Linked DNA regions of Homo sapiens: regions 2 and 3 are each linked to region 1. Evidence: read pairs that join two places in POLR2A ChIA-PET (ENCODE). Cell type or tissue: PC-9. All regions are shown on one strand. Each heading gives the region's core, and the rest is flanking DNA. Links, peaks and the distances in the headings are about the cores only.

Evidence for each region. Peaks named below come from ENCODE experiments on the same cell type or tissue, not always from the same donor. Only the 100,000 strongest peaks of a DNase experiment are listed, where the experiment ranks them.
Region 2: POLR2A ChIA-PET joins it to region 1 with 19 read pairs; 3 of 35 experiments call an interaction of 5 or more read pairs at or near these places.
Region 3: POLR2A ChIA-PET joins it to region 1 with 15 read pairs; 2 of 35 experiments call an interaction of 5 or more read pairs at or near these places.

The regions. Positions count from the first base shown.
Region 1 is chr20:50,672,243-50,682,477 of GRCh38, forward strand. All of the region lies in intron 1 of RIPOR3 (RIPOR family member 3), which reads right to left. It overlaps LOC105372659 (a long non-coding RNA gene), which reads left to right. Exons shown (of 5, transcript XR_007067644.1): 4 at 659-866; 5 at 1,675-2,178. Among named protein-coding and RNA genes, the nearest start is that of RIPOR3, 14 kb to the right of the region's middle. In PC-9, for the core only: no CTCF peak of the experiment used is centred there; DNase peaks (open chromatin) are centred at 3,479, 3,919, 6,269, 7,709 and 1 weaker place; H3K4me3 peaks cover 1,144 bases; H3K27ac peaks cover 4,888 bases.
Region 2 is chr20:50,487,521-50,497,755 of GRCh38, forward strand. No RefSeq gene overlaps it. Among named protein-coding and RNA genes, the nearest start is that of PTPN1, 18 kb to the right of the region's middle. In PC-9, for the core only: no CTCF peak of the experiment used is centred there; a DNase peak (open chromatin) is centred at 5,661; H3K27ac peaks cover 1,908 bases.
Region 3 is chr20:52,097,900-52,108,134 of GRCh38, forward strand. It overlaps a transcript of ZFP64 not described here. Among named protein-coding and RNA genes, the nearest start is that of ZFP64, 89 kb to the right of the region's middle. RefSeq lists enhancers at 6,774-7,742, 7,743-8,709. In PC-9, for the core only: CTCF peaks have their summits at 7,875 and 8,075; DNase peaks (open chromatin) are centred at 5,772, 6,922, 7,422 and 7,842; H3K4me3 peaks cover 3,343 bases; H3K27ac peaks cover 3,316 bases.

The DNA.
Region 1 (10,235 bases), core at 3,315-8,314:
CCTCACTTCACCCGCAGCCCGTTCCTCCTGGGGCTGCAAAGGACCAGTGCTTAGAGCTACCTCTGGTCAGAAGCCAGCAGAGTCCTACAGTAAAAGGGGTTGGGGCCCCCTGCTGAGCTCAGTACTGAAGAGGAGGCATGGCCAGGCAGCCCAGCACCCTCTGCCCTCCACCCAGCAACCCCCAGGCTAGATTCTGCCATCCTTTTCTCATTGATTATGTTCCCCATGAGGCTGCTCTTGCCCAAAAGCTGGCCCAGCTTGACACCACAGAGACAAACCAACCAACAGCCACAGCATCTGATAGCCCCAGTAACTGACTCTTGTGGGAAGGCCGCGGCCAGCTGGCCTGAGTCCCACAGCCTGACCATGGCTCCGTCAGTGGCCAGTCCTGGGGGCAACAGGGACACAGGGGAAGGGTCAGGCCCCAGCTCTCATGGTGTAACAGATACCAGCTCCAAGTCAGGAGAATGGACTTTCCACCTGCATGCACGTCACAGTGCCCAGAACCCTAACAGACATGCATCAGACTTGACACCTTCCCCACCCACCACCCCAGGTTTGGCTGCCCATAGAGGCGCACACCTGTCCTCCCATCTCCTCCTGGGCTGGAGCCATGTGAGCAGAAGGGGATGTGAAGACAGATCCTTGATGTCCACAGGTGCGGGGACTGCTTGCCAACCCATGGCAACTCACCTGTAGCGCATGGAGATTTGGGGGTAAACCCAGTGATGCTGAGTATGTGGGCTGCCCAAGCTGGGTGGCAACCAACCCCAGCATTGAATGTGCTGAGAGCTGGACCGGTGGATGTCCCCACTGCCCTGAGGCAGGTCCAGGAGAAGGCTCCTACCTGCTGTGCAGAGGGCAAGGTAAGTCTTGTCCTTGATCTACAGCCAGAAGACAGCAGGGCTGCTTCTGTCTGCGTCCCAGCCTCCACTCTTCTCTAGATACCATCACCACCATGACAACTGCAGTTAACACTTAGTGAAGACCCCTAGGTGCCACGCGCCCATGCAATACCCACAGACCCCTCTGAGGTAGGCCCTGTAATGGTCCCTACGTTAGGGAGGGGCGGTCCCAGGCCCAGCTGGTCAGTGAGGGAGGTAGGATTTGAACCCAGGCAGCCTGGCTTTGGGGCATTGCTCTCTGCCACGTGGCCGGTTCCTACACCCTTGCCAGCTACCCCCTGCAAAGGTGGCCAGCCTGGCTTTGTCCTTCAGGATCCTCTGATCTCTCTCAGGGGCCTCCAACCCACCCACTGGCTCTCCCTGCTGACAAAGCAACTATTTCCTGGCCCCAAAGCCCCAGTCTCTGGAAATGACCCTCCTTCCTTCTCCAGCTCATGGCTGTCAGAGGCTCCTAACTGCACCCACCCCCGATCAGCCAAAGCCAATTACTCCACGTCCAAGACACAGGCGTGTTAAAATGTAAACGGCCATTCATCATCTGGCAGCGTGACCGTTTGCCCCTATCAGGCCCCAGTCCGGCCTCACCACGCCTCCATGCTCTCCTCAGCGTCAAAGAAACAGCCTTGTCCTGCCAGGGCCTTCGCCAGGCCCGGCCTGGGAAGTCAGGGCTCTCTGACCCAATGGAGCGAATCGTTGCGAGCATTTATTTAATAGCATTATCTTGATGATGAATAAATCACACCTTCATGAACCATTTTTCCATTTGTAGCCCCAAGTCAAGACTCCCAAAATGTTACCAGATGTCAGGCATGAAATATACACCCCTGGCAAGCTCTGCCATGCACAGGAGTCATGCTGCTTTCAATCCACGGGAGAGCCGGACACGAGCGTTCCAAGGCAGGAGCAGAACTCCATGTTGGCCATTATAAAGACAAGATTCCTTTTCCCCCGCTTTTTATAGCCTCTCTGGGTAAGATGTGTCTGGAAGGAGGTGTGGGCCAGGAAAGAGCATATGTCTGATGCCTGGGATTCCAGGACAGAAAGTACAGCCGACTCCAAGCTCTTGGGATGGGATTGGAGGGTCTCAAAACCTTGCCAGCTTTGGAGTCAGAGAGAAAAGAGTCCCAACCCCAGATTTATCATTTGCTAACAAATGTGACCTTGGGCAAATCAGCTCACCTCTCTGGCCCTCAACAGAGATAATCCTGGGACCTATTTCACAGTCATGGAGAGGATTAAATGGGAAGAGGAATAAAAGGAGTTTGGAGAAGTGCCCAGGACATAGTATGCACTGAGCAAATTCCGTAGTAAGAGGAGTATTAGTAATAGCTACTATTGATTAGGTGGTGTTGTGAGTTGAACAGTGTTCCCCCAAAATTCATGTCCACCCAGAGACACAGAATGTGACCATTTGTGGAAATAGGGTCTTTGCAAATGTAATTAGTTAAGATGAGGTCATACTAGATTAGGGTAGGCCCTAAGTCTAATGACTGGTGTCCTTATTAGAAGAGGATAGGGGCTGGGCACAGTGGTTCACACTTGTAATCCCAGGGCTTTAGGAGGCTGAGACAGGAGGATGGCTTGAGCCCAGAAGTTCAAGACCAGCCTGGACAACATACTGAAACCCATCCAGTCTCTAAAAAAGAAACTAAAAGCCAGGTGCAGTGGCTTACATCTGTAATCCTAGAACTTTGGGAGGCTGAGACAGGAGGATCACTTGAGGCCAGGAGTTCAAGACCGGCCTGGGCAACATAGCAAGACCCCATCTCTATTAAAAAATAAATAAATAATAAATAAAATTAAACTTAAAAAATTTAAAAATTAGCCAGCCATGGTGGGAGGATTGCTTGAGCCCAGGAGTTTGAGGCTGCAGTGAGCTATGATCAGGCCACTGCACTCCAGCTTGAGCAACAGAGTGAGATCCTGTCTAAAACAAGATGGGACACACAGGAAGTGGTGGTGCAAAGATGGTGCAGCCGCAAGCTGAGGAACAACAAGGATCCCTGACCACCAGCAGAAGCTAAGAGGCAAGAAAGGATTCTTCCTTAGAGTCTTCAGAGGGAAAGTGGCCCTGCTGACACCCTGATTTCAAACTTCTAGCATCCAGAACTGTGAAAGAACGAGTTTCTGTTGTTTGAAGCCACCTAGTTGGAGGTGCTTCATTACAGCAGTCCTAGGAAGCTAATACAGGTGGTTACCATGCACTAGGTTCTCTGCATTATAAATGCATCATATGTGTGAATTCACCTAAATCCTCACAACAACTGTAAGAGGTTACTATACCATGTTACAGAGAGAGTGATCAAGACTCAGAGAAGTTAAGGGACTCATAGCTGGATCTAGATTTGAATTTGGTCTATCTGGTCTAAAGCCCACTTTTAAGGACCAACTGTGTATGCCAAGTGCTAGAGCCACTTCCTTGCTCAGTCCTCACCGACCACACTGTGCTATCTTTATTCACATTTTGCAGTTGAGGAAACAGGTTCAGGCAGGTCTGTCCAAGGCCACCCTATTTAGGGTCTGACAAAGCCAGGTTCATCTGACTCCAATGCCAACGCCCATGCTGTTGACCAGACCATCCCTGCCAACTTCCCAATATGAATGCTTTGAGTGGCTCTCGGCCCCCGGGCTGTGGAACACCAGCACACCAGTGCCTGGAGGGCAGCAGCTGTCCAGCAAATGTCTGCTCATTCATTTGTTCACGCATTCAGGGCAAGTCGAACGGCAGACGGGGCAGGAGATCCAGGGCCAGCATCGATGGTGCAGGGAGCCCTCTGGCCCCTTAAATATCCTCAGACAATCCCAGAAATCATTCCTGGGTCTACCTTATGTGGGTTTTCTAGAATAGCTACTGCTGAACTGTAGGGTAGTGAGGGAGAGACACAAATACAGGCAAAACCACACAACAGCGAAGATTCCATAAGGGCAGGAGTGTTTTTCCACCAGGAAACAAGAACCAGTTCATCTGAGTTCCTTCGCCTTTTGTCCCAAGACACAAAAATGTCAAAAATGTGCAAGGGCTCTGGCCACAGATGGATACTGTGTCTCACCCCGACGGGCTGCTTCCTGCATGGGGCTGAAGGTCAGGGTGAAGGTTGCTGCCCTGAGAGTCAGGGGAAGTTGGTCTGCCTCCTGCTGTGTCACGTACTTGCCATGGTGTGTGGGATGAGGCCCATCATCTCCCAGAATTAAGCTGTAGCTGACTATAAAACCACAGGTGAGGGCTGGGTGTGGGGGCTCATGCCTGTAATCCCAGAATTTTGGGATGCTAAGGCAGGAGGTTCGCTGGAGCCCAAGAGTTCAAGACCATCCTGGGCAACATAGAGAGACCCCGTCTCTACTAAAAATACAAAAATTAGCCAGACATGGTGGTGCATGCCTGTGGTCCCAGCTACTCTGGAGGCTGAGGTAGGAGGATCACTTGAGCCCAGGAGGTCAAGGCTGCAGTGAGCCGTGATCATGCCACTGTACTCCAGCTGGGGCCACAGAGCAATACTCAGTCTCAAAACAAAATAAAAAAACCCACAGGTGAGGTCACATCAGGCTTTTCCCCTTTATTCTCCCTAAGGGCTCCACAACATCAGAAATGGGTTTCTCTATCAGTGCATCCTCCAGATTCTACTTTTTTTTTTTTTTTTTTTTTAGTAGAGGTCTTGCTTATACCCAGGCTGGTTTCAAACTCCTGGGCTCAAGCAATCCTCCTGCCTCATTCTCCCAAAGTGCTAGGATTACAGGTGTGAGCCACCCACACCCAGCCCAGATACTGGGCCCTGTCCGTCAATCCATTTGCAGTCACCAAGCACCAGCTGCGTGCACCGCATTGTGCCAATGTCTGGAAGGATGCTCACAACTATCAACACAGATAACTAATAATATCAACAATACCACAGTGTAAATGCAAAGCAATATGTGCCTGGTCTCATTTAATTCTCACATCAAACCCTTGGGATACATATCATTAGCACCCTCATTTGCTAGAGAAAACTCAGTTCTGAGGGTGGATGATTTGCCAAGGCCCTGGGAATTCGGACTAACTCCCTTCATAGGTGGCTGCAAGTGCCTGTGGCCCAGACATTCCCATAGATAGGTCATTTTCTCACACCAGCTTATATTTCTTGTGCCAGACACAGGGTCCAAACCCATTTGCATTACGTCTCTGAGACTTCACAAGACCTTCCTGTGAATTTGTTACCATTATTATTATTATTTTCTTGTTTTACTTTTTTTTTTTTTTTTTTTTTTAGACCGAGTTCTGCTCTTGTTGCCCAGGCCTGGGTGCAGTGGCGCAATCTCGGCTCAATGCAACCTCCACCTCCCGGGTTCGAGCGATTCTTCTGCCTCAGCCTCCTGAGTAGCTGGGATGACAGACACACACCACCACACCTGGCTAATTTTTGTATTTTTAGTAAAAATGGGTTTTCACCATGTTGGTTAGGCTGGTCTCAAACGCCTGACCTCAGGTGATCCACCTGCCTCGGCCTCCCAAAGTGCTGGGATTACAGGCGTGAGCCACCGCGCCTGGCCTTTTTTTTTTTTTTTTGAGACAAGATCTCACTCTGTCACCCAGGCTGGAGTGCAGTGGGGCGATCTCAGCTCACTGCAACCTCTGCCTCCCTGGTTCAAGTGATTCTCCTGCCTCAGCCTCTCAAGTACCTGGAATTACAGGCACGTGCCACCACGCCCAGCTAATTTTTGTATTTTTAGTAGAGACGGGGTTTCACCATGTTGGCCAGGCTTGTCTTGAACTCCTAACCTCAACTGATGCACCTGTCCCGACCTCCCAAAGTGCTGGGATTATAGGCATGAGCCACCGCGCCTGGCCTTATTATTCGTCTTCTTAGTCTGCTTTCAGATGAGGACACGGAGCCACAGGAGTTACAAGGGTGGAGGTGCTGGGAAGTCAGGACCAAAATCAGCCTCCTGACTCCCCATCTCATTTTCTCAATCATCATGGGTTTTGCCCCCCAAGAAGAGAACCAGCCACCATGGGTGCTAAACCGGTGGCTGATATAGCAAAGTGTGTTGGAGCAGAGATCCCAGCGGGCTTCCTAGAGGAAGATCACAAAAAATGGGCAGAGCCCACAAGGCACAGTACAGGTTTCCTCTCTCCAGTCCACATAAGGGCATTCACCAGGAACCTGGGGGCTGGGTGGCCTTGGCCCAACCCTCTGAAACTCACCCTGTGGCTCCTCACTCACCAGATGGACACAGCAGGAATCTGTCCCACCTGGCTCAGGGAGGGCCTACCCCCACCTCCCACCCCACCCCACAGGCCTGTTTGCATGCCAGGCCAGAGTTGGCCACATGCCCACATATCTCTCCTCGTTCTGCAGGCTCCGGGAAGGAAAGTCCAAGGCCAAGGTTATCATGGGGTTCACATACCTTAAGGGGTGGGTGGAGGGGTTGGCTCACAAGCTACAGGTTATTCAATGCAGTGCTATTCGTGATCACAAAAGATCGGAACTGATCTCACGTCCATCATCAGGGGACTGGACTAAGATATTTTGGCACAACCACATACGACTCAAGTGTCAAGGGAGGAAGAGTGGGGGAGTCTTGAATAAATAACAAAAGCTGGCGTTGACACAGGACTTTGCACATGGTGGAGGCTCCTTGCAAGTGCTTTGCATGTTATTAACTCATTCAATCCTTACATCACCCCAGGAGGAGGAACCATTATTATCTGTTTAAAATGCCTGTAATCCCAGCACTTTGGGAGGCCCAGGTGGGAGGATCACTTGAGTTCAGGAGTTCAAGACCAGCCTGGGCAACAAAGTGAGACTTCATCTCTACAAAAAATTCAAAAAATTAGCCAAGCCTGGTGATCCACACCTGTAGTACTAGCTATTCAGGAAGCCAAGGTGGGAGGATTGCTTGAGCCCAGGAATTCGAGGCTGCAGTGAGCCAGGATTGCACCACTACACTCCAGCCTGGGTGACAAAGCAAGATCCTGTCTCAAAAAAAAAAAAAAAAAAAAAAAAAAAAAAAATATATATATATATACACACACACACACACAGAGAGAGAGAGATACACATATAATATTTTAAAATATATATACCTCAAAAAATATATATATAATATTTAAAAATATATAAAATGAGGGTGCCACTTGGTTGAGTTTATGGTTAAAAAAAAGAATAAAATTTAAAAAAGAGGCACCAAGAAGTGAAGTTTCTTGCCCCAGGTTCATGGCCAACAAACAGTGGACTGGGCCGGGCACGGTGGCTCACACCTGTAATCCCAGCAATTTGGGAGGCTGAGGTGGGAGGATCGCTTGAGTTCAGGAGTTCGAGACCAGCCTGGGCAACATGGCAAGATCCCATCTCCACTGGTGCAGTGGCTCACGCCTGTAATCCCAGCACTTTGGGAGGCTGAGGTGGGCAGATCACAAGGTCAGGAGATCGAGACCATTCTGGCAAACATGGTGAAACCCTGTCTCTACTAAAAATACAAAAAAAAAAAAAAAAAATTAGCCGGGCGTGGTGGCGCTCACCTGTAGTCCTAGCTACTCGGGAGGCTGAGGCAGGAGAATCACTTGAACCTGGGAGGCAGAGGTTGCAGTGAGCCGAGATCGCGCCACTGCACTCGGGCCTGGGCAATAGAGTGAGACTCTGTCTCAAAAAAAAAAAAACCGTCTCTACTAAAAAACTGCAAAAATTAGCCAGGCATGGCGGCATACACCTGTAGTCCCAGCTACCCAGGAGGCTGAAGTGGGAGGATCACCCGAGCTCAGGAGGTTGAGGCTGCAGTGAGCCAAGATCACACCACTGCGCTCCAGCCTGGCAACCAGAGTAAGATCCTGTCTCAAAACAAACAGACAAACAAACAGTAGACCTGGAATTTGGTGCAAGCAGCAGGGCCAGATCCATGCTTGGTCCTCTCCTCCCAGCATCTCTGTTTTGTCCTGGGTCCCTCTGCCAGGAGCTCCCTGGAACCCGGGAAGGAAGAGAAGCATGCAGACAAGCGTCAGCACCCCCACCCTCCGCTGGCCTTGGGGAGCAGGTGTCATTAGACGAGGCTCAACTGAAGCCTGCATCTGAAACAGATTCTCATAACTCAGGCGCTGTGGTAGCCAACTTCTCTCTACAGTCAATTACGGCCAGCGGGGCCCACTGATTATTTTTATAGCCTTTCCTGGAGTCATGACAAGGAAAACTAAATGATCCACAGGACCCCTTTCATCACTAACAGCCGGGTTTCACGGTTGGGGGTGGAGGAAGGAAAGAAAAATCACTTTTTTCCCCACTTTGAGTTAATCAACAGAACTCAAGTCTGGGCAGCCAATATGTTGGTGTTGAGAAAAGCTGTTCTCAAGCAGAACTAATTGGCAACAGAAATGGAATTTTCTTCCCCACCTCCCTAAAAAACATAAACATGCTTTATCCCAGAGAATTACCCTTCAGAATAGGTATTGCAGACGTGTCGTGTGCAGCCGCCTGTGCGAGGCTGGTAATCTCACGCCGACCTGGCCAAAGGCTGCCTGTGCTGGTTACAGCTCAACCAGAGCAGCCTCTTACGCAATACAATGGTCATGAAGGTCAGTGGCCCAAACCAGCCCAGCCAGACCAGAGTGGACACTTGCTTTCCTGATGCCCAGCACCTATCTCCTGCTCCTACGAACAGCCTTTGGCTTTTGTTGGGTCGGGGGGTGGGAGGGCACCCTGATTTGCAGGTACAAGTGTGAGTGGCATTGATACCCCCTCAACTCCAGAGATGAGCTCTGACAGGCGTAAGCCAAAGAACATATTCCGGGGAAATTTCAAGAAGGGGCATATGACCTAACAAGAAACAATAGCTGGCACAGTGGCTCACACCTTAATCCCAGGACTTTGGGGGGCTAAGGCGGGTGAATCTATTTCAGCTCAGGAGTTTGAGACCAGCCTGATCAACAAAGTGAGACCCCAGTCTCTGCAAAAAATAAAAACTGGCTGGGCGTGGTGGTGCATGCCTGTAGTCCCAGCTACTTGGGAGGCTGAGATGGGAGGATCTGCTTGAGCCCAGGAGGTGGAGGCTGCAGTGAGCCAAGATTGCACCACTGCACTCCAGCCTGGGCGACAAAGCCAAACTCTGTCTCAAAAAAAAAAAAAAAAAAGAAAAGAAAAGAAAAGAAACAATAAGGCACTAGAAAAAAAAAAACATATAATGAGGCTTCTGGAAAAGATAGCTCTTTTTATTTTAGAGAAATTGAGGTTCAAAGACGTGATGTAACTGCTCAGAGGTATACAGTGAGGTGGTAGGGGATCCAGGGTTTGAACCCAAGTCTGTAGGACTGAGGAGTTTGCAACCCTTCACTGCAGGCGCTACTGAAAGGCAGCATAAACCTTGGACGAAGCCAGAAGAGCTGGATTCAAACCCAGTTCTGCCATTTACTCCCTGTGTAATTTCAGGCAAGTCACTTAACCTCTCTGTTCCTCAGTTTCCATATCTGTAAAGTGGGGCTTCTAAGGGCACCTCCATTTGCAGGATCTGAGAGGTAAATAATTAACAGCAATATCTGTAAAGTGCATGCAACAGTGCCTGTCACGGACCAAGGATTCGCCCCTTCCTCACCACACCGTTCCCCACACGCGTTGAGAACCAGACCAAATAAAAGGAGGTGGAGGGGAGGAAGGAAAAGTTGATGTTATCAGATCTGTAATCCCTACGCCATGTGTTCCTTTCTGTAGCACAGCTGCCAGGCTTGCCTCTCCTGCAGGAGAAGCTGTGCCACAAAGATGTGGGACGTCACAAACACGCAGCCCATTCAAGGCTTTTGGACATTCCAGCCCCGTCCTTGATGTCAGTCAAGATCTAGGGCAAATTCCACCCATTCAGGTGGCAAAAAGTAAGATGTTTGACAAATGCCATGTGTAGAGGGTGGCTTGTGAATTGGTACAACCATTAGAAGATAATTCAGCATACGATTTCATATTCCAGCAATTCTACTTCCAGGTACAAACTTGAGACACACTCCTGTATGTGTGCAATAGGACAGTACAAGAACCCTCAAAGCAGAACCGTGTATGTAGCAAACAAAACTGACAAATGGAAACAACCCACATGGTCATAGACAGGAAAAATAAATGCTGGTATGCCATGGAATAGTACACAGCAGAGAAAAGTGAATGAACAAGTGATAAGCAATTATATCAACGAATTTTAGCAATAAAATGATTTATAAAAATGTAAGTGCAGGGGCTGGGCACCATGGCTCACACCTGTAATCCCAGCCCTTTGGGATGCTAAGGCAGGCTGATTGCTTGAGGCCAGGAGTTTGAGGCCAGCCTGGGCAATATGCAACATGGCAAAGCCCCGTCTCTACAAAAACGTAGCCAAGTGTGGTGGTGC
Region 2 (10,235 bases), core at 2,704-7,703, 190 kb before region 1:
GGGGACTCGGGTAACAGGAAGCTAGATGGTGGTCATGCTCACCATTTGAACCACATGTACCTATGAGCAAACGAAAGAAAGATAAGGCAATGCAGACATTTGGTGCTGGTTGACAGGAATGACTGTTTTCCAGCACATACAAAAAAGATTGTTCCAAACAGGTAAATGCAAAAGCACTCTGGGGAAACAGTGCTGGGTTCCACACTTATCTTCGTGAGCTCAGCTCATGGATAGACCAACCTGCAGGAGGAGGAGAAACCTCAACTGAGCAGAAAATAATCCTCAGACTCTTGGCCATCTTCAGAGTAGACATGTGTTTAATCTTGACTCCATTTCAGGAGCTTTGCAGATTTTCTATAAATGTATCATGAAAATTCAATCTCAAAAACAGGAGGTTGACATAACAGTGAAAATTCAGTAGATCTTCAAAGCTACATCTGGCCCATCCAAACCCCAGATCAAACTTGGATTTCATCTTTTTAAATGAAACTCTTTGGTGTCAATATCAATAAAGACTGTCTAAGCCTGGCACGGTAGCTCATGCCTGTAATTCCAGCACTTTGGGAGGCCAAGGCAGGTGGATCACTCACTTAAGGTCAGGAGTTTGAGCCCAGCCTGGCTAACATGGTGAAACCCCATCTCTACTAAAAACACAAAAATTATCGTGGTGTGGTGTCGGGTGCCTGTAATCCCAGCTACTGGGGAGGACGAGGCACGAGAATCTCTTGATCCGGGGAGGTGGAGGTTGCAGTGAGCCGAGATCATGCCATTGCACTCCAGCCTGGGCAACAGAGCAAGGCTCTGGCTCAAAAAAAAAAAAAAAACACACACACAAAAAAACAAAAAAACTGTCTGGTGAGTCAATGACCCTTGCAATTTCAAAACTGCGGTTTTCATCTGATGGCTGGTGGGACTTCCACAGAACTCACAATGTTAATTCCAGAAAAAAACAATGAAAAAAAATAGCAAATGACAGAGGCATAGACCAATGTCTGTATGTTTATATGAGTCCCGATAAATCCGATATAAGTGGTGTTTTTAAGTACAACCATAAATAGTACGGCTAGCACGTGTCCCTCTGGCTCTGCAAGTAGCAGCTGTGAGGCCAGAGGAAGTCCCTTCATCTCTCTGAGTACCAGCGCTCTCATTTCTGAAATGCAGATGGTAATAGGACCTGTCCCTCAGGGCAGCCGTGAAAATTAAATAAGATGATGTGTGTAAAATGCTCAATAAGGTGATATCTTAGTTTTCTATTGCTGCTGTAAGAAATTACCATAAATTTAGTGACCGAAAGCAACACAAATTTATTATCTTATAGTTCTGGAGTCCAGAAGTCCAAAAATGGGTCTTGTGGAGCTAAACTCAAGGTGTTGGCAGAGCTGCCTTGCTTCTGTGGAAGAATCTGTTTCCCTGCCATTTCCAGCTTCTAAAGGCCGCTCGCATTCCTTGACTCGTGGTTGGTCCATCCTTCATCTTTAAAGCCAGTGGCATAGCATCTTCCAGTCTCTCTCTGACCCTGCTGCCTTCCTCACATGGCCTTCTCTGACTTTGACCCTCTTGCTTCCCTTTTATAAGGACCCCTGTGATTATACTGGGCCCACTGTGCTAACCTAGGGTAACCCCCCACCACCCATCTCAAGATCCATATTTTAATCACACCTCTAAAGCCCCTTTTGCCATATAAAGTAACATTCACAGGTTCAAGGGATTAGGGCACAGACATCTTTGGGGGAGACCATTATTCAGTCTAGGTAGCTCTTATATCTTGCTGGTTGTAAAGACGCTATGGCCATGTAGAATAATAATGATGACATAAAAGTAAAGAAAAAAGAGATGCTCTCAAACTGCTGGATTGAAAGCTTGCATGAGAATAAAATACTGGAAGAATACACAACTAAATGCTGATTGTGATTAGAGTTAAATCCGTGTAACCAGGGGTGTTTGTTTTTTTTCCAATTTTTCATGATGCTTTTTTATTACTTTTATAATAAAAATATTTTTAACTAAAATATTAGTAATACAGTGGATGTTCATCCCCTCCAAATCTCATGTGGAAATGTGATCCCCAGTGTTGGAGGTGGGGCCTGGTGGGAGGTGTTTGGGTTATGGGTGCAGATCCCTCATGGATGGCTTGGGGCCCTCCCCATGGTAATGGCTGAATTCTCACTCAGTTCGTTCACTCAAGAGCTGGTTGTTTAAAAGAGCCTGGCATCTCTCTTGCTTCTTCTCTCACCATGCGACATGCCTTCTCCGGCTTCACCTCCTGCAGTGAGTAAATGCTGGCACTGTGCTTTCTGTGCAGCCTGCAGAACCATGAGCCAGCCAGGTAAACCTTTCCTTTATAAACAACTACCCAGCCTCAGGTATTCCTTTTTTTTTTTTTTTTTTTTTTTGAGGCAGGGCCTCACTCTGTCCCCCAGGCTGGAGCAGTGGTGCGATTGTGGCTTATGCAACCTCCACCTCCCAGGCTCAAACAATCCTCCCACCTCAGCCTCCTGAGTAGCTGGGACTTACTGGTGCATGCCACCTGTATTTTGTATTTTTAGTAGCTACTTTTTGTATTTTTAGTAGAGAAAGGGTTTCACCATGTTGGCCAGGCTTGTCTCGAACTCCTAACCTCAAGTGATCTGCCCCCTTCAGCCTCCCAAAGTGCTGGGATTACAGGAGTGAGCTACCCCGCCCAACTAATTTTTGTATTTTTTGAAGAGATGCGGTTTCACCATGTTGCCCAGGCTAGGTTTTCCTTTATAGCAATGCAAAATGAACTAATACAATTAGTAAATATGAAAATAGAAATATCTTTATTTTATATGTATATTATATTGATGTATTTTTCTGGTTATCAATTGCTGCATGACAAACTACCTCAAAACCTAGTGGCTTAAGCCAGGTGTGGTGGCTCACGCCTGTAATCCCAGCACTTTGGGAGCCGAGGTGGGCGGATCGCGAGGTCAGGAGATCGAGACCACCCTGGTTAACACGGTGAAACCCCGTCTCTACTAAAAATACAAAAAATTAGCTGGGCGTGGTGGCGGGTGCCTGTAGTCCCAGCTACTCGGGAGGCTGAGGCAGGAGAATGGCGTGAACCTGGGAGGCGGAGCCTGCAGTGAGCCGAGATCATGCCACTGCACTCCAGCCTGGGCAACAGACGTAAACACCGTCTCAAAAAAAAAAAAAAAAAAAAAAAAACCTAGTGGCTAGTGGCTTAAAAACAACAATTATTTATACCACTCACAGTTCTATGGGTTGACAGCTTAGCTGAGTGGCTCTCACATGGGGGTCTCTCATGCAGTTGGCTACTGGAGCAGGAAGTCCAGAACTGACCCAGCATCATTTCCACTATTTTCTATTGGTCAAAACAGTCACAAGGTCAAGCCCAGGCCAAATTCAAGGGGGCTGAGGATTAGACCCCCTATCTCAAGGAGGAGTGGCACACACATATGGGGAGGGAAGGAATTGATGACAGTCATCTCTAAAGTCAAGCTACCAGGCTGGCCAACACAGTGAAAGCCTGTCTCTACTAAAAATACAAGAATTAGCTGGGTATGGTGGCACATGCCTGTGATCCCAGCTACTCGGGAGGCTGAGGCAGAAGAATCACTTGAACCCGGGAGGTGGAGGTTGCAGTGAGTCAAGATCGTGCCACTGCCCTCCAGCCTTGGCAACAGAGCAAGACTCCATCTCCAAAAATATACACAAAAATAATAAAGTCAAGCTAATATATATCATACTGTCCCTCTCCCCACCCCTCCCCCATATCATTCCAGGATGTCTCCCTCTTCTTTGTAAGGAATGTCACTGAGGAAGTTCATCCCAGTTGAGGTGGGCTTTTTTGTTGTTGTTGCTTGTTTAACATCCGTTCCACTTCCCATGCCAGTATCCCAAGCTTCCTGTGGAGGAGCTTCAGGTCAACCACAGTGCCTTGTCCTCTACTATTCTGTAAATGGGTATGTAACCCAGGCCAAGCCAAACAAACCCTCTCTGAAATTTCAATCTCAAACAGAATGACAAAAAAAAGTTCTGAAAGAAAGTTTGCAGTGGAAACTGTGGATGACTCTCACCAGGCTATTATATCCCAGGAGCAGGGATGTGCCTGATTTGTCTAAGCCAAGGTTTCTCAATATCAGGACTGTTGATATTTGGGGAGAGTTCATTCTTTTCTGTGTGCAAGGGATGGGAAGGAGCTGTCCTGTCCATTATAGGATATATAGATGCAGCCCCAGATTCTACCCACGAGATGCCACTAGCACCTCTCCTAGTTATGATAACCAAAAATGTCTTCACACGTTGTCAAATGTCCCCTGGGGGCCAAAATCATCCCTTGTGCCTCTTGCTGATGATTGGTTCAGGAGTGAACAGGCCCAAGCCAGTTTTGCCCAATAGGACACCAGGGGAGCTGGCTGCAGTGGCTTACACTTGTATTTCCAGCACTTTGGGAGGCTGAGGTGGGAGGATCATTGAGGCCAGGAGTTCAAGTTCAGCCTGAACAATATAGTGAGACCCTGTCTCTACAAAAAAAAAAAAAAAAAGTTTTAATTACCTGGGTGTGGTGGTGCACTCCTGTAGTCCCAGCTATTCAGGAGGCTGAGGTGGGAGGATTGCTTGAGCCCAGGAGGTTGATGCTGCAGTGAGCCATGATCACGCCACTACACTCCAGCCTGGGCAACACAGTGAGACCCTGCCTCAAAAAAAAAAAAAAAAAAAGACACCAGGATAGATTTCTTGGGGACTTCTGGCAGTAACATTTCCTTACTCTCAAGAGAGAGCTATGGGGAGACACTCCCTCTCTTTCGCACTGGATGATTTAGCAAATGATCTTACCGTCATAATCACTACTGGCAGCGTGCCCCGTTTTGCAGCCACAGGGAACCAGTTTTCAGATAAAGCCAACACATGGATAGTAATGGGAAGAAAGAGAGAGAACCCTGGATCTCAATTACATTCTTGAACCTCTGAATCAACCAACCTTGGTGTTGCCCTTCCTACAATAAACTCCCTTACTGCTTAAGCCAGGTTGAGTTGAGTTTTCTGTTACTTGCAGCCAAAGCGTCCTGAGTGCCGCACCCTCAGAGCTGAAGAGCACACTCGTGAGTTGATGCCAGCAAGATCCCCCAGCGCATCATGTGGCCAATTCTTTCTAAACTTGGTTTCAGAGCTTTCTTGCTCCATTTCTAAAAAGCACCTTATATCCTTCTAACAAATTCCTTTTCTGTTTCTGTTGGTAAGAACCAGTTTCTTTTTCCTTCTTTCTTTCTTTTCTTTTTTAGACGCAGTTTCGTCCTTGTTGCCCAGGCTGGAGTGCAGTGGCGCCATCTCGGCTCACTGCAACCTCCACCTCCCAGGTTCAACCGATTCTCCTGTCTCAGCCTCCCGAGTAGCTGGGATTACAGGCGCCCGCCACCAGGCCCAGCTAATTTTTTGTGTTTTTAGTAGAGATGGGGTTTCACCATGTTGGCCAGGCTGGTCTTGAACTCCTAACCTCAGGAGATCCGCCTGCCTCGGCCTCCCAAAGTGCTGGGATTATAGGCATGAGCCACCACACCCGGCCTGACCAGAACCAATTTCTGTGATATGCAATGGAAGAATTCTGTTACCTCAGTTGGCTAATTTCAGCAAAAAGCCCCAACATTCTTAGTCATCATAAAACTCGTTTGCTGAGTATGACTGACTCACCTGGTATTTCATAAAGTGCTACTTATGAGACCCACAAGAAAGATTAAGCCTCATGTGAACAGGCTGATGGGAAATCCACACAGAAAATATTTTGATAAGTTCTAAAGCAGCACCACATGCTTTAGAAGGTCATGCCAAAGGCAGTCCAATGGGGTCATCCCAGTGCATCCTAAGGACCACCAGCTCCAGCAGGAGAATTAGGTAAAAGGGCAAGGAGAACAGCACACAGGGTCACAGAGACCCTGGCTCCACCACCAGCTCGCTCTGTAACCCTGTGGGAGTGAGTTGAGGGAGTGCGTTGCTTCTCCCTCTGAGCCTCAGTTGCCTCATTTGTCAAACAAGCATTCACTTCTCAGGGCTGATGTGAACTTTAACTGAGGTGACACATGTCTAACTGGTTCAGGGGTACGTCTCAACTTGTTGAGGTGTAACTACGAAACCACTTTATTTTTACAATAATTGCTACCAAATGGTCTCTGTTGAAATTTCCTTTTTCCCTCTGGGGAATGATCAGAATAACAGAGTAGTGGTAGTAGAGGCAGGAGCAGAGGTAGCGGCAAGCTCCCAGGTGGCCCCGCCTCTGTGCCAGGCACTTGCCTAAGCTCTTGGCATATATTACTCACCAAATCTTCACAATGAGCTTCTGAGGTAGGGACCAATAGTTATCTCCATTTTACAGAAATAGAGAAAAAAGAACTTAAATGAGTTGCCCAAAGTCACGGAGCTATTAAAGAATGGGCTTCCTCAACCAGCCTCTCAACAATTCCATAGCATGCCTGACTGACTCTTTGGTTACCAAAGCTGTCTATTTCAGGTCTTAAAACCCAAATCTCCTCCAATTAGAATGTCAGTCTCAACCAGTGAAGCACAACGAGACCCAGTCTCATGGTCATGATGTCGAACAAACGAAGACAGACACCAAAAAGCATGCACGGCATGATTCCATTTATGTGAAGTTCAAAAACAGGCAAAAGCAATCCAGGGTGTTAGCAGGATAGTGGTCACCCTTGGCAAAGGGTAGTGACTAGGAGGGTTACTAGGTAGCTTTCTGAGGGGCTGGGAGAGTTCTGTATCTTGATCTGGGTGCAGGTTATGTGAGCATGTTTAGTCTGGGGAAATTCACTGAGCCGTGCACTTATGATATATCTGTGTGCATGTACACACATATACTTTTCTGTATGTGTTTTATAGTTCAATATAAATTTCCTTGGAAAAAACTTCATTCTCAGATCTGATTCAAAGTTCTTTTAGATCCCCTGGCCCCATGTCACCCAGTTCAAGCCAGACTCATGATTCTAGTGGCTTGGAGCTGGGACAATGGGTAGGGGGAGCAGGAGAAGCAAGACGTGCTCTCTTTCCCCTTCTCCTTGACGCCCACGGTAGAATGGGCATAAGGATGGGCTGCCATTCTGCTGAAATGGCTCCACAGCGAGCCGTGAAGGAAGGTGGCTGACCCCAACTGCTGAATGACCTTTGAACTTAGGCCAAGAGACTCAGAGCACCCCTAACATCATCCTGTTGCACATGTAAAGTGCCTAGCACAAAGCAGGTGTGTAATGGGGGGGGAGGTGCTAGATGGAGATGCAATATTTTTGATATCTTGAGGACTAAAAGTCGGGATGATCTGCTCTTTCAAATATGCCAGAAATTTTTGGATTCATAATCAGTTGAATAATTGATTTCTATTTGAAGCCTTTTAGTTAGACAAAAGGAAAAGTGATAAGTCTGCCATCTTCATCTGAGTTCCTCCAGAAGCCAACTCTGAGACAAGGATTTAAATGCAAGTAATTTATTCCTGAGGAGATCCTTGGAGGCAGCAGGTGAGGAGTGGGGAAGTGACCACGAAGTTTCTGATTTAGGACAGTGGTGAAAAGTTGATGCAGGTGGCTTCTAAAAGATCTTGACTTCCAAGGCAACTAGGGCTCTGGGGAAGGAATATGGCTGAACTTCAGACCCATAGGGCTACAGGAAGATAGAGACAGAAGACAAAGACCATGTACCAGTTAGCATGCTCTCAACTGCAAGTAGCAAGCCAATCCAAAGTGGCTTAAACAGTAAAAATGCTCCTGATGTCTTCAAATAATGTCTTCAAATAATGTCTGGGAAGGGACATGAATGAGCATGTGGGCCAGTGGGGCTCAAACCCACCCATGTAAGGGCCATGCCTCCACATTGCCATACCTGAGAAGCAAGGAGCTGGGGTATTTATCTCTTTCGCACTTTGGGAGGCTGAGCGGGCGAATCACCTGAGGTCAGGAGTTCAAGACCAGCCTGGCCAACATGGTGAACCCTGTCTCTACTAAAAATACAAAAAGTTAGCTGGGCGTAGTGGCACATGCCTGTAATCCCAGCTACTTGGGAGGCTGAGGCAGGAGAATCACTTGATCCCAGGAAACAGAGCTTGCAAAGAGCCAAGATTGTGCCACTCCAGCCTGGGCAACAGAGTGAGACTCTGTCACCAAAAAAAAAAAAAAAAAAAAAATTGATAAAAAGAGAAAGAGAGAGACAGAGACCTCAGAAAGACAGAGTGAAAGGGAGGGGTTAGAATAAAGGGAGGATGAAGATCGAGATGAAGTGACAGAGAGACCTAAGAACTTGTGAAAATGTGCTTACCAAAATGTGAGCAGTGGCCAGGCGCGGTGGCTCACGCCTGTCATCCCAGCACTTTGGGAGGCCGAGGTGGGCAGATCACAAGGTCAGGAGATCGAGACCGTCCTGGCTAACACGGCGAAACCCCGTCTCTACTAAAAATACAAAAAAAAAATTAGCCGGGCATGGTGGCGGGCGCCTGTAGTCCCAGCTACTCGGTAGGCTGAGGCAGGAGAATGGCGTGAACCCGTGAGGCAGAGCTTGCAGTGAGCCGAGATCGCACCACTGCACTCCAGCCTGAGGGACAGAGTGAGACTCCGTCTCAAACAAAAACAAAACAAAACAAAAAACACACACACAACACGTGAGCAGTGACCAGCACAGGTAGTAAGAGTTAAAAGTAAGTTGTGGGCCAGGCGCAGTGGCTCACGCCTGTAATCCCAGCACTTTGCGAGGCCGAGACAGGCAGATCATCTGAGGTCGGGATTTCGAGACCAGCCTGACCAACATGGAGAAACCCTGTCTCTACTAAAAATACAAAATTATCCAGGCATGGTGGTGCGTGCCTGTAATCCCAGCTGCTAGGGAGGCTGAGGCAGGAGAATTGCTTGAACCTGGGAGGCAGAGGTTGCGGTGAGCCAAGATCGCTCCATTGCACTCCAGCCTGGGTAGCAAGAGTGAAACTCCGTTTAAAAAAAAAAAAAAAAAGTAAGTTGTGTCTCTTTTATATGCACTTTTCAAGTTTTCTTCATTAAATGAGTATTCCTTTTGTGATAAGAAAAAGAAATAAGAACAACAAAAATGTCCTACCTCCAATGCTAGAACTTCCAGCTCTGCGTGTGAAAACACCCACTTTAAATTGCTTCTCTCTTTAGTTCAACCATGTTTCTTGAAATGGTTTGAATACAGGCAGAGTTTCCTTCTCTCCCTCCTTCCTTCTTTTTCCTTTTTTTTAAAGGAGACCAAAGTCAGAGTTGCCTCAGTGCTGACCCAACATTGAGGCTGAAAGTGGGTACAATAAGGGTAATTTAAGAAGGCAGGGATTAACAGCTGCTTTGGAAATGACAATTGGGTTAACCTCTTCTTCATTCTCACTCTCTCTCTCTCTCTCTCTGCAAGAACCATCTTGCCCTAGAGGAATGCAGGAAGGCAGTGGGGAGGGAAAATGACTCTGTTTAGGGAGGTGATAAAATGGGATGTGATGATTAATTCTTCATATATTTATTTGACAAGCATTCAGGGAGCACCTCTTCTCGCCCAGGTCCTGGGCTAGGCCCTGGGGACATAGCAAGATGAATACTACAGGATCCACGACTGTGAGGGCTGAGAGAGACACACGTGCAGATTGCTAAGACCAATATGAGAGGATCATTCCATACCCAAACACAGAGTTGCATGAAGGCCGAGGTTCTGCTTTCACCCCACCAGATACCAATTTCGCTCCTGAAATGAAGAAGTAAGGAGTGACCAGAGAGAATCTTATTTAGCAGGCAGTGATGATAAGTTAATACAGGTAGTTTCCAAAAGATCTTGACTTCCAAACAACTGGTGCTCTGGGGAAGGAATGTGTCTAAACATGAGACCCATAGGGCTAAAGGAAGGTAGAGACAGAAGACAAAGACCCTGTATCAGTTAGCATGCTCTCAGCTGCAGGTAACAAAAAAACCAACCCAAAGTGGCTTAAGTAGTAAAAATGTTTATGATGTCTTCAAATAAGTCCAGAGCTAGGCAGTCCCAGGGACAATTCGATAACTCAGTGATGTCAAGGACCTAAGTGCTTTTTATATTTTTGCTCCTCTATCTTAGCCTGGTTTTAAAAAAAAATAATTCCTCCCATATGTCTCTCTTTTTTTTTTTTTTTTTTTTTTTTTTGAGACGGAGCATCGCTCTGTCCCCCCAGGCTGGAGTGCAGTGGTGCAGTCACGGCTCACTGCAAGCTCTGCCTCCCAGGTTCATGCCATTCTCCTGCCTCA
Region 3 (10,235 bases), core at 3,208-8,207, 1.4 Mb after region 1:
CCCTATTTAAAAAAAAAAATTAGCCAGACATGGTGGTGCATGCCTGTAGTCCCAACTACTCAGGGGGCGGATGAGGGAAGATCACATGCACCCAGTGAGTTGGAGGCTGCAGTGAGTTATGATCACACCACTATACTCCAGCCTTAACAGAGCAAGACCTTGTCTTGGGATGCTGAGGCAGGAGAATTGCTAGAACCTGAGAGGCGGAGGTTGCAGTGAGCCGAGATCACACCATTGCACTCCAGCCTGGGCAACAAGAGTGAAACTGTCTCCAAAAAAAAAAAAAAAAAGAGTCCATATATGTATAACCTCAGGGTGGAAGCTACTATGAATCCAATGTTCTGGTGAGTCCCACGCTGAGCTCTGGATGCTACAGGCCTCTTAGGCCCCCCAGGGAAGGCTGTTGTGTGCTGATGTAGATACTGGCATGTTGTCAGCAAACAAGAGTAACATGAGCAGGCAGCTCAGAGATTCACGTAGGGCTTGCAGATCAGTGCTTGGCTCAGAAGCGGCTCAGCACGCAGGGTTTTACTCTTACCTGGGTAGCAACAGTTGAACGTCCTCTCTCCAAGGGTGGCCATTTGTTCCCTTGCCTCTGAGGGAAGAGTGATGACAGGGGCCTTCGGAGTGTCAGTGCTTTCAGTGGAGAGGCAGTTTGCTTTTGGAACATCATCATCAAGTTCTGAAGCTGAAATTGAGGCATAGTTTTGCTTAGTTTCTCATTTATAACCACCATGCTAAGTCTTAGAATACAGTAGGTTTGGGCTTATTTCACCTCCCTTCACCTTTCCAGAAAAAATTTAAAAAAAATGAAAGCCATGTGACCAGGCGGGGTGGCTCATGCCTGTAATCCCAGCACTTTGGGAGGCTGAGGTTGGTGGAGCACGAGTTCAGGAGTTCGAGACCAGCCTGGCCAATATGGTGAAACCCTGTCTCTACTAAAAATACAAGAATCAGCCAGGCATGGTGGTATGTGCCTGTAGTCCCAGCTACTCGGGAGGCTGAGGCAGGAGAATCGCTGGAACCTGGGAGGCAGAGGTTGCAGTGAGCCGAGATCATGCCACTGCACTCCAGCCTGGGCAACAGAGCAAGACTCTGTCTTTACCAAAAAAAAAAAAAAAAAGCAAGCCATGTATGCTCTGTCTTGCAAAAGTCCTCTTCCCCTTACTACGGTTTCCAAGAAGTACAGGGGACAGGACACTGTCACATAACAGGGAAACTGGCAAAATCTAAACTAAAAAACATATGAGTACTTCTTAAATGGCATGAAGACCTAGTTTTTTCTAACAATTTCTAATCCATCCCAGGCTGATATTTCTGTAAAATATGATAAACAAGAATTAGGGGAGAGGTGGAATAAGATAAAAAGAGCCCAATCATTAGATACAGCAAAAAGCTGGATGCCATGGCAATGTCAAACTTTTTTTTTTTTTTTTAAGATGCTTACTCTGGATTTCTGATTTGTTTTGCCTCAGTTCAGCAAAAGGTCACAGACCACACATCACTGATCTCCAGGATAAAACAGTTGTTTCAACAAATAACTTGAAAGAAGAAAGATGGAAGAGGAGAAAAAGCAAAGACTGAGAGACTTGAGGTGGTCGACAATATCGGGACTTTACTTGGCTCCTGATTAGAATATGCTGGAAAAGCTGAGATGGTAAGAAGTGTGCTCACTCACTGCAAGTTTGCTACAGGGGTTTTATACTTTGGTGTGAAAATGGAATTAGAGTTTAAAGAGCATTCCCCATAGTCTAAGGATGAATGTTGAAACATTTACAAGTTGTATGATATGTGAATTTGTCTTCAAAAATAATCCAGGGCAGGGAGAGAGCTGGCATAAGGAGAAATGAGATTGACCACATGCAATTAATGGTTGAAGTGGATCAATGGATGAGAATTCACTATAGTCTATTTTTAGGAAGGTTGAACTAGGTGAAATCGCTATTTTTGTTAGCCAAAACGGTCAAATAATTTCATGTTTCAATCTAATATGTAGGTTTTAAGATTCCTACAGCAAAGATTAAGTACTAGAAGATTCTGAAATATCTCAAAATAGACTTAAATCTAAAAGGAAAAAAGGTCCCATCAAGGTCTGAAGTTTTTTCTTTTTTTGAGACGGAGTCTCGCTCTGTCACCCAGGCTGGATTGCAGTGGTGTGATCTTGGCTCACTGCAAATTCCGCCTCCCGGGTTCACGCCATTCTCCTGCTTCAGTCTCCCAACGGGGACTACAGGCACCCACCACCATGCCCGGCTAATTTTTTGTATTTTCAGTAGAGATGGGGTTCCACTGTGTTAGCCAGGATGGTCTCGATCTCCTGACCTTGTGATCCACCCACCTCGGCCTCCCAAAGTTTTTTTTTTTGAAACAGAGTCTCACTCTGTCGCCCAGACTGGAGTGCAGTGGTACCATCTCAGCTCACTGCAACCTCTGCCTCCTGGGTTCAAGCGATTCTCCTGCCTCAGACTCCCAGGTAGCTGGGATTACAGACGTGCGCCACCACGCCTGCCTAATTTTTGTATTTTTAGTAGAGACAGGGTTTCACCATGTTGGCCAAGTTGGTCTTGAACTCCTGACCTCAAGTGATCCGCCCATCTCAGCCTCCCAAAGTGCTGGGACTATAGCCACGAGCCACTGTGTACAGCCATCTAAAGTCTTAGAAGATTGACTAGCTTATGAATTATAGGCCAAGGTCTGGGACTTTCTCTGTCCTAAGGTTATTACAAAAGGTGGATTATCACTTTTATTGAGAAGTTTGTGCGGGTGAAGGAATCTTAGCATGAGAGGCTGTAGAGCACAGTGGTGAGGGCTTCAGTTTTAGGCAGAGGGTTTGCTCAGCTATGTGCTGTGCAACTATTGGCAAGCTACTTAACCTTTCTGAGCTTCAGTTTACTCGTTTGCAAAAGGAGATTACATGCCTCAGAGTTGCAGAGTTAAACAAGATGAAAAAATATATAAGTTCTCAGTACAGTGTCATCTGAGTAAATACAATTGCGTGGCTTCAGATGTCGCAAGTGAGGACTACAGATTTCACATCCTAGCAGTTGTGCTCGAAGCCCCTTAACAAGTGATCTAGTCCAGTGGCTCTCAACTGGGGGCCATTCTACCACCAAAGGACACTCAGCAATGCCTGGGAACATTTTCAATTGTCATGATTCTGTTTGCATGCATGTTTGAGAATGGCATCTAGTGGGTGAAGGCCAGGGATGCTGCTAGACATCCTATAGGGCATAGGACAGCCCCCACAAGGAAACGATGCAGCCCCAAAGGTCAATAGGGCTGGGGTTGAGAAAGTCTGCAGTAGTCCTACTCCCAATGTTTCTTCCAAGTGTAATCCTGATACTATCTGTGTCACAATCACCTAGATCATGGGTTCAGTGTAGTTTCCCAGGCCTTACCCTATACTCACTGAAAACTTAGGGGCAGGAGGAGGGGTGGTAGTGTGGATCAAGTAAGGACTTGCGATTCCAGGGACTTGCGATTTTTTTTTGAGACAAGGTCTCGCTGTCACCCAGGCTGGAGTGCAGTGGCACCAACATGGCTCACTGCAAACTCCGCCTTCCAGGCTCAAGCCATCCTCCTACCTCAGCCTCCCGAATAGCTGGGACCACAGGCATGCACCACCACATGCCTAGTTTTTGTATTTTTGTATTTTTTTGTAGTTTTGTATTTTTTGTAGTTTTGTTTTTATAGAGACAGGGTTTTGCCATGTTGCCCATGCTGGTCTCAAACTCCTGAGCTCGAGCAATCTGCCCACCTTAACCACTCAAAAGTGCTGGGATTACAGGCATGAGCCACCACACCTGACCTCAGGGCCTTGCATTTTTGAAGCACTTGCCAGATGATTCTGCTGTATTACTTGTAAGTCCTTGCTACTCAAAGGGTGGTCCCTAGAGCACCAGCATCACCTGAGAGCTTGTTAAAAATGCAGAGTCTCAGCCGGGTGCCGTGGCTCATGCCTGTAATCCTAGCATTTTGGGAGGCTGAGGCAGGCGTCCCATCCTGGCTAACACAGTGAAACCTGTCTCTACTAAAAATACCAAAAAAAAAAAAAAAAAAAAAATTAGCCAGGTGTGGTGGCATGTGCCTGTAATCCCAGCTACTCAGGAGACTGAGGCAGGAGAATCGCTTGAACCTGTGGGGCAGAGGTTGCAGTGAGCCCAGATCGTGCCACTGCACTCCAGCCTGGTGAGAGTAACTCCATCTCCAAAAAAAAAAAAAAAAAAGGCAGCAGTCTCAGGCCCTACTCCAGACTTACAGAACCAATCTGTACTTTAGCCAGATCCCCAGGTGATTCCTGAGCACAGCACATTACAATTTGAGAAGCACAGCTCACAGCCAGTGGTTCTCAGACGTCAGCGTGTATCAGAATTGCCTAGAAGGCTACTTAAAACACAGGTGGCAGGGGCTCCCATTTGGAGTTCCTGATTGAGTAGGTATGGGGTGGAGCCTGCGATTTTTCACTTCTAACAAGTTCCCAGTTGATGCCGATGCTGGTCTGGGAACCATACTTTTGAGTCTCTTGCTCTGTGAGCAAGAAACTGGCTCAGATGCTCAAGGTTGCAGGACTGGAAGTTTTCAGCTCATTGGAACCCACACTTGCCAGATCTGCAACCCATCCTATGTCCCTCAGGGACAGACACAAACAAAGCCTCATTACATAGCAACTCACATACTAGAAGAGAAAACCATTAAACTCTTGAGGGTTTTAATTCCACAGAAGTCAAGCAAGACTGAAAACAAATCTAAGTGAGGCACTGTATAACACAGTGGTTTGGGGAACAGACTGGGAAACCAGCTGATAAGTTTCAATTCCAGTTTTACCATTAGCTGTGTCCCACTGGATAAGCTACTCAACTTCCCCGTTCCTCAGTTTCCACATCTGTGAAATGGGTATTATGGCCGTCTCATTAGCTTAGATGAAGTTCTTTAGTATATGTAAGAGAACCTCATGTATTAGTCAATACTGTATAAATGCTATTAGTGTTATTCACTGATATACACACGTAAGATTCTACCAGATTCTCAGGGGGAGAAAGATGCATGTTTTCAACGCAAACTAGAAAAGTGAGAGAGAGGTGGGTTAAAGGATGACCCAGATAGAGCCTCTGATGGGGAGGTGTGAGGGGCCTCCGATTTCTTTTACGTTTAGACACCCAGGAAACCAAAGAAGGCCTGAAGCCCACTCTCCTGGGAAAGGTGCAGCTGGGGGAGACCCTCTGCCTCTGGAAGTGGGGGTGGGCCGCATTTGACTATTAGAAACCAGGTTAGCATGGCGAGGGTTTTAACTCCTGGGGAAACGGATGATGTTCCCTCAGTAAGGTTCCTCCAGCCCCTTCGTCATTTTACTGGTGGTGACAGGAAGTCCACTAATTACTTTCCATTTTATTTTCCTCCAAAAGCTACTTGAGTTGCAAAGACACTTGCAAATTAAGAGTGGCCCAACCTTCGTAAAAAATGTACCCCCTTGCCAGTGTCGCAGACCAAAGGTACTAGGATAAAACGTCAGTTGGAAGACGGTTTTTTCTCCGAAGTGGTGGCTGGGGTTGAGGCACACTACTGGGCCGGCAGAGTTTGCGTCCTGCTCCCACAGAAGTCACCTCAGTACTCCAGGACGCACGACACCCTCCCCATGCCCGAAACACTGGGTGCGGCTCCAGAAGGCGCCTCGCAGCGCTGGCTGCAGGAATCCAAAGTAGCTCAGTGCACAGACTTTCAACTCCAGCCTGGGGTTACTCAGCAATTCTCTTCTATAAACACCTCCCCCAAAAGACTCAGCATCCCCAGTACCTCCCCAACTTCCCCGAGGCGCAGAGATCAGCAAGAGCCCCGCCCCTCGACCCAGGGGACGGGATCCTGTAAGTCTCACCTGCCTATCTCCATCCCAGGCCTCGGGCACGAGGGTGGTTGTACTATCCTGGTTATGGTAGCTCCACTCGAGCAAGCTTTATTTTAACATATAAGCTATTCGTTTAGTGGAGGCTTCATTAAACTACTCCCCTCCACCACCACCTCGGGAAGTTGTGGTCAAAACCCACCAGACCGACTGTGGTGGAAGTTGATGCGGAAGCTGGAGAGCCCGCGGCTCTGGAGGGGTGAGCCGCCCCGGAGAGGGGACCCATCCTCCTTTCCGCGCCCGGAAAGAGCGGGGGAGAAGAGGAAGTCCAGTTACAACTCCTTTCCTCAGCCCCTTAAAGGAAAGGTATCAGCTAACCACGGGGAGCTGGCAGCCTAAGAGAAAGTAGGAACCTACAATCTCTTAATCTAAGCACAAGATAAGCAAAAAGGGAAGCGCCTTAGAAATGCAGATTCCCCAACCCCACCCCTGAGATTCCAGTGGAGGCGGGGGATGGGGGGATCCCTAACTTGCAGGAAGAATTTGGCGAGCGAGAAAAGGTCCCCTCCCGCAGGCTCTTCTGAAGCGGAGGATCCCGGGACGAGAAATGCTGCCCGGGGGGCTTAAGGTAGCCGACGATCTCCTTGCTACATCCTGTGTCCACGTGGCAGCCGAGGAGGGGGTGTGGGGGCCGCCTGTTAAGTGCGACAGCATCACTGCTCTATCCCCACCACGGCTCCCACTTCGCTCAGATAAAATGCAGAGCTCTTACCAAGGCTCACGGCCGTCCCCCGCCCCCCACCGTCTGCCCCCATCACCTCTCGGGCCTCCGGTGACCTCTCGGGCTACAGCAGCGCTGACGCCCTGGGTCCCTGCGCTTCTGTTCCCTCGGCCTGGAATGCTCTTCCCCCGGGTACCTGCACAGCTCGCTCCCTCCCATCCTTCGGGTCTTCGCTCGAACGTCCGCTCCTCGGTGAGGCCTTCCCTGGACAACGCATTTGAAACGTAACCCCAAGGCAAGAAGCCACCTTCCAGGCGCGCAGCCGAAGCCCAGTGCCAAGGAGGCCGGAGACTCGGGTGCCCGCGCATCCCGAAAACAGCCTCTGAGGGGTCCTCTGAGCATCCTTCCAGCGTGTTTGGGAGGCAAACTCGTTGACTAGCTCTTGAGAGGAGTGGCTAGAGGAATCCAGGCGGGGAAGGGGACGGTGGACTCCAGGAGAGTGTAATTTACAAAGGCGGGGGGCGGGGACGCCCAGGTCCGAGTCCCAGGACTCTGCGCCGGACGCTTCGCCCGCCCTTTCAGGTCCCCTGCCCGGTCCTCGTACCCGCGCGGGTCCGGAGAACCTCTGAGCACCGGCCCCCAGCCCCCGGGCGGGGCTCCAGCGGCGCTACTCACCCGGCTCCCCCGCCACCTGCGGGGCCACCTCCGCACACTCCCGGCGCGCAGGCCGCGGCTCCTCGGAGTTGAGGTGCTGGGGCTTGGCCTGCTTGCGCCGCGACATGGCGCGAGGACCGGGCTCCCCGCGCGTCCCTAGGAGTGGCCTACTTCACACAACGAATTCCCGGAGTTCGGAAATTACCCCCCTTCGGCCGGAACGCGCATGTCCCGGCAATTCTGCTCATCAGCCGAGCAGGGCGATTTATCAAGAGTCCTGACGGCTGATTGGCCTGGAGCCAAGACCCCAGGAGTCCCGCGGACTTGCGGTCCGCTCCCGGGCAGCCCGCGCCACCTGGGAGCTCGTTAGAAATGCAGACTCTCGGGCTCTACCCCAGACCCGCTGAATCAGAATCTGCATTTTAACAAGATCCCCAGGTGATTCGCATGCACATTAAAGTTTGAGAAACCGTGTCTGCATTTTAACGAGATCCCCAGGTGATTCGTTTGCCCATTAAAATTTCAGAAGCGCAGCTCTCCTCCAACTTTAATGTGCGCACGAGTCACTGGGGATCTCGTTAAAATGCAGATTCTGACTCAGTGGGTCTGGGGTGGGGCCTGAGCTCCTGTATTTCTAACGAGCTCCCAGGTGGCGCTGTGGCTGCTGCGCTGCACAGGCTGCGCTTTTAGATTCGGACTTAATTGGTCTGGGCTGGGACCTGGGCACTGGGATGTTTTTTTAAAAAAGCCGTCTCCCTCCCTCACCACCCCCATCACACACACAGGTCATTCTGATGTGCATCCAAGCTGAGAAGCACGACCTCCACTCCTGGTTCTCAACCCTGCTGCATACCCAAATTTAAATTTTAAATGAGGAGTGTCTCCAACTGCAGGGAGAAATGCAGATTCCGAAAGTTCTGGATTCAGGTGGCCGAGGCCAGAAATGTGTGTTTTTATATAGCACGCGCCCGCTCCCGCCCCGTGACTCGGGCGCACCGGCTCTTGGACCACACAGGAGTGCTTTTGGGGCCAACCCGGCGCCGGCCCCGCCCAGCAGGTGACGGAGGCGTGGTCCTCGGGGGGTTGAGCTAATTAGCGTTCATGCTCAGACTGGCTGGGACCTCGATGAGACCCGAGGGAGACCCCTCCTTGCGCCGCGTAATTGACATCCAATGGGAAGCAAGAAAGCCACCTACATCCCCCAGGTGTTTACTTTCTTCAAATTAGGGAGTTACTTAAGACTGGGTTGTGCCCCAAGCTTGCCCGAACCTGAGAATCACGTGGGGGCCCTTGTTTCAAAAAGACCCAGCCAGGCTCATCTCCGAGTTTTTGGGGCGGGGCCTGAGAATCTGTATTTTTAACAGCGCCGCGTATGAGTTTTACGGGGTGGTCCTGTGGGGTTAGCAGCATCTGTAACGAGCCTTCTGTGAGGTTACCGTTGGCGAACCCCACGGCGGGGCCTGCGAGAACGGCATTTTTGCTTAATTGTTTCCATTTCTCAAAAGCTGACCTGTTTTCCTCAAACTTCCCCTTGATTTTCAGGTTGTGAATCGACTTGGGAATATTTGTGTAATGCCCGGTGAAGTCATGTCAGGTTAAATTTCCGAGACTTAAACTTTTTAAAAAACACAACGCTTCAAGTCTTCTTTGGGATGTATGTGTAGTTACACGGATCTGTAAAGACATTTGAAAATATATACACGTGGCCGGGTGCGGTAGCTCACTCCTGTAATCCCAGCACTTTGGGAGGCCGAGGTGGGCGGATCACATGAGGTTAGGAGTTCTAGACCAGCCTGGCCAACATGATGGAACCTTGTCTCTACTAAAAATACAAAAAATTAGCCGGGCATGGTGGCGGACGCCTGTAATCCCAGCTCCTGGGGAAGCTGAGGCAGGAGAATCACTTGAACCCGGGAGGTGGAGCCGAGATCGCGCCACTGCACTCCAGCCTGGGCGACAGAGTGAGACTCCATCTCAAACAAACAAAAAATATATATGTATATATACACACACGTTTATCATATCTCCTTTTGAGGAGACTGGATAAACAGTGGTTGCCTCTGGGGAAGTTGAAAGAGGGGTGCATGGGGGGATGGGAGACATCTGAGACCCTCTTATACTGCTTGAGGTGTGTACATGTGTTTGCATTTGCTTTGTTGTTATTTCACCTCAGGTGTACACAATCAATTATTGGTACATGAGGCATTATTACTGGCCTATTGTTAGCCTACACTTGCCTACATTTTTTAGGCTGCTTGCTTGCACCTCTGTTTATTATGATATAATAAGTACTAGGGAACCTACTGCCCCAAAGTAGGACCTTAACCACAACCTACATCTCTCTTTATATGGCCTCCTGATGTCCCCTCCCCTCCTCTGCCCTACAACTTAAGAATCAACAGCCTGACTCCTACAGATCTCATTCATTTGCTTTGTCTCTTTAGCAAGTTTTATTGTACCTACATGTATTCCTTAAAAAAACAATTTTAATATTTAAAGAATATAAAAAGGGTATGTAATCTTCCAAGAATAACTTTTTTTCACTTAATATTATTTTGCTAAGATCATCCAAATTGCTGTCATTGTTTATTGATTTCGACTGCTCTGTAAATATTCCACTGTGTGAAAATGCCAGTTTCTTCACCTACTCTCCTGTTGATGGGCAATTGGGCCTTTGCCAGGTCTCTGCCATTGTGAACAGTGCTGCTATGATCTTTCTAAAAAGTGTCAGAGTTTCTCGTGAGTGAGTGTGTACCTGGGGGTGGTATAAGAGATAATGCCAAAGTGATTGTATTAACTTACACTTCCCTAGCAAGGTATAAGAAATAACGTAGGTCAGTCTCAGTGGCTCATGCCTGTAGTTCTGGCACTTTGGGAAGCTGAGGTTGGTGGATCACTTGAGCTCAGGAGTTTGAGACCAGCCTGGGCGACATGGCAAAACTCTGTTTCTACAAAAAATATACAAAAATTAGCTGGGCGGATGACACACACCTATGCTCCCAGCTACTCTGGAAACTGAGGCAG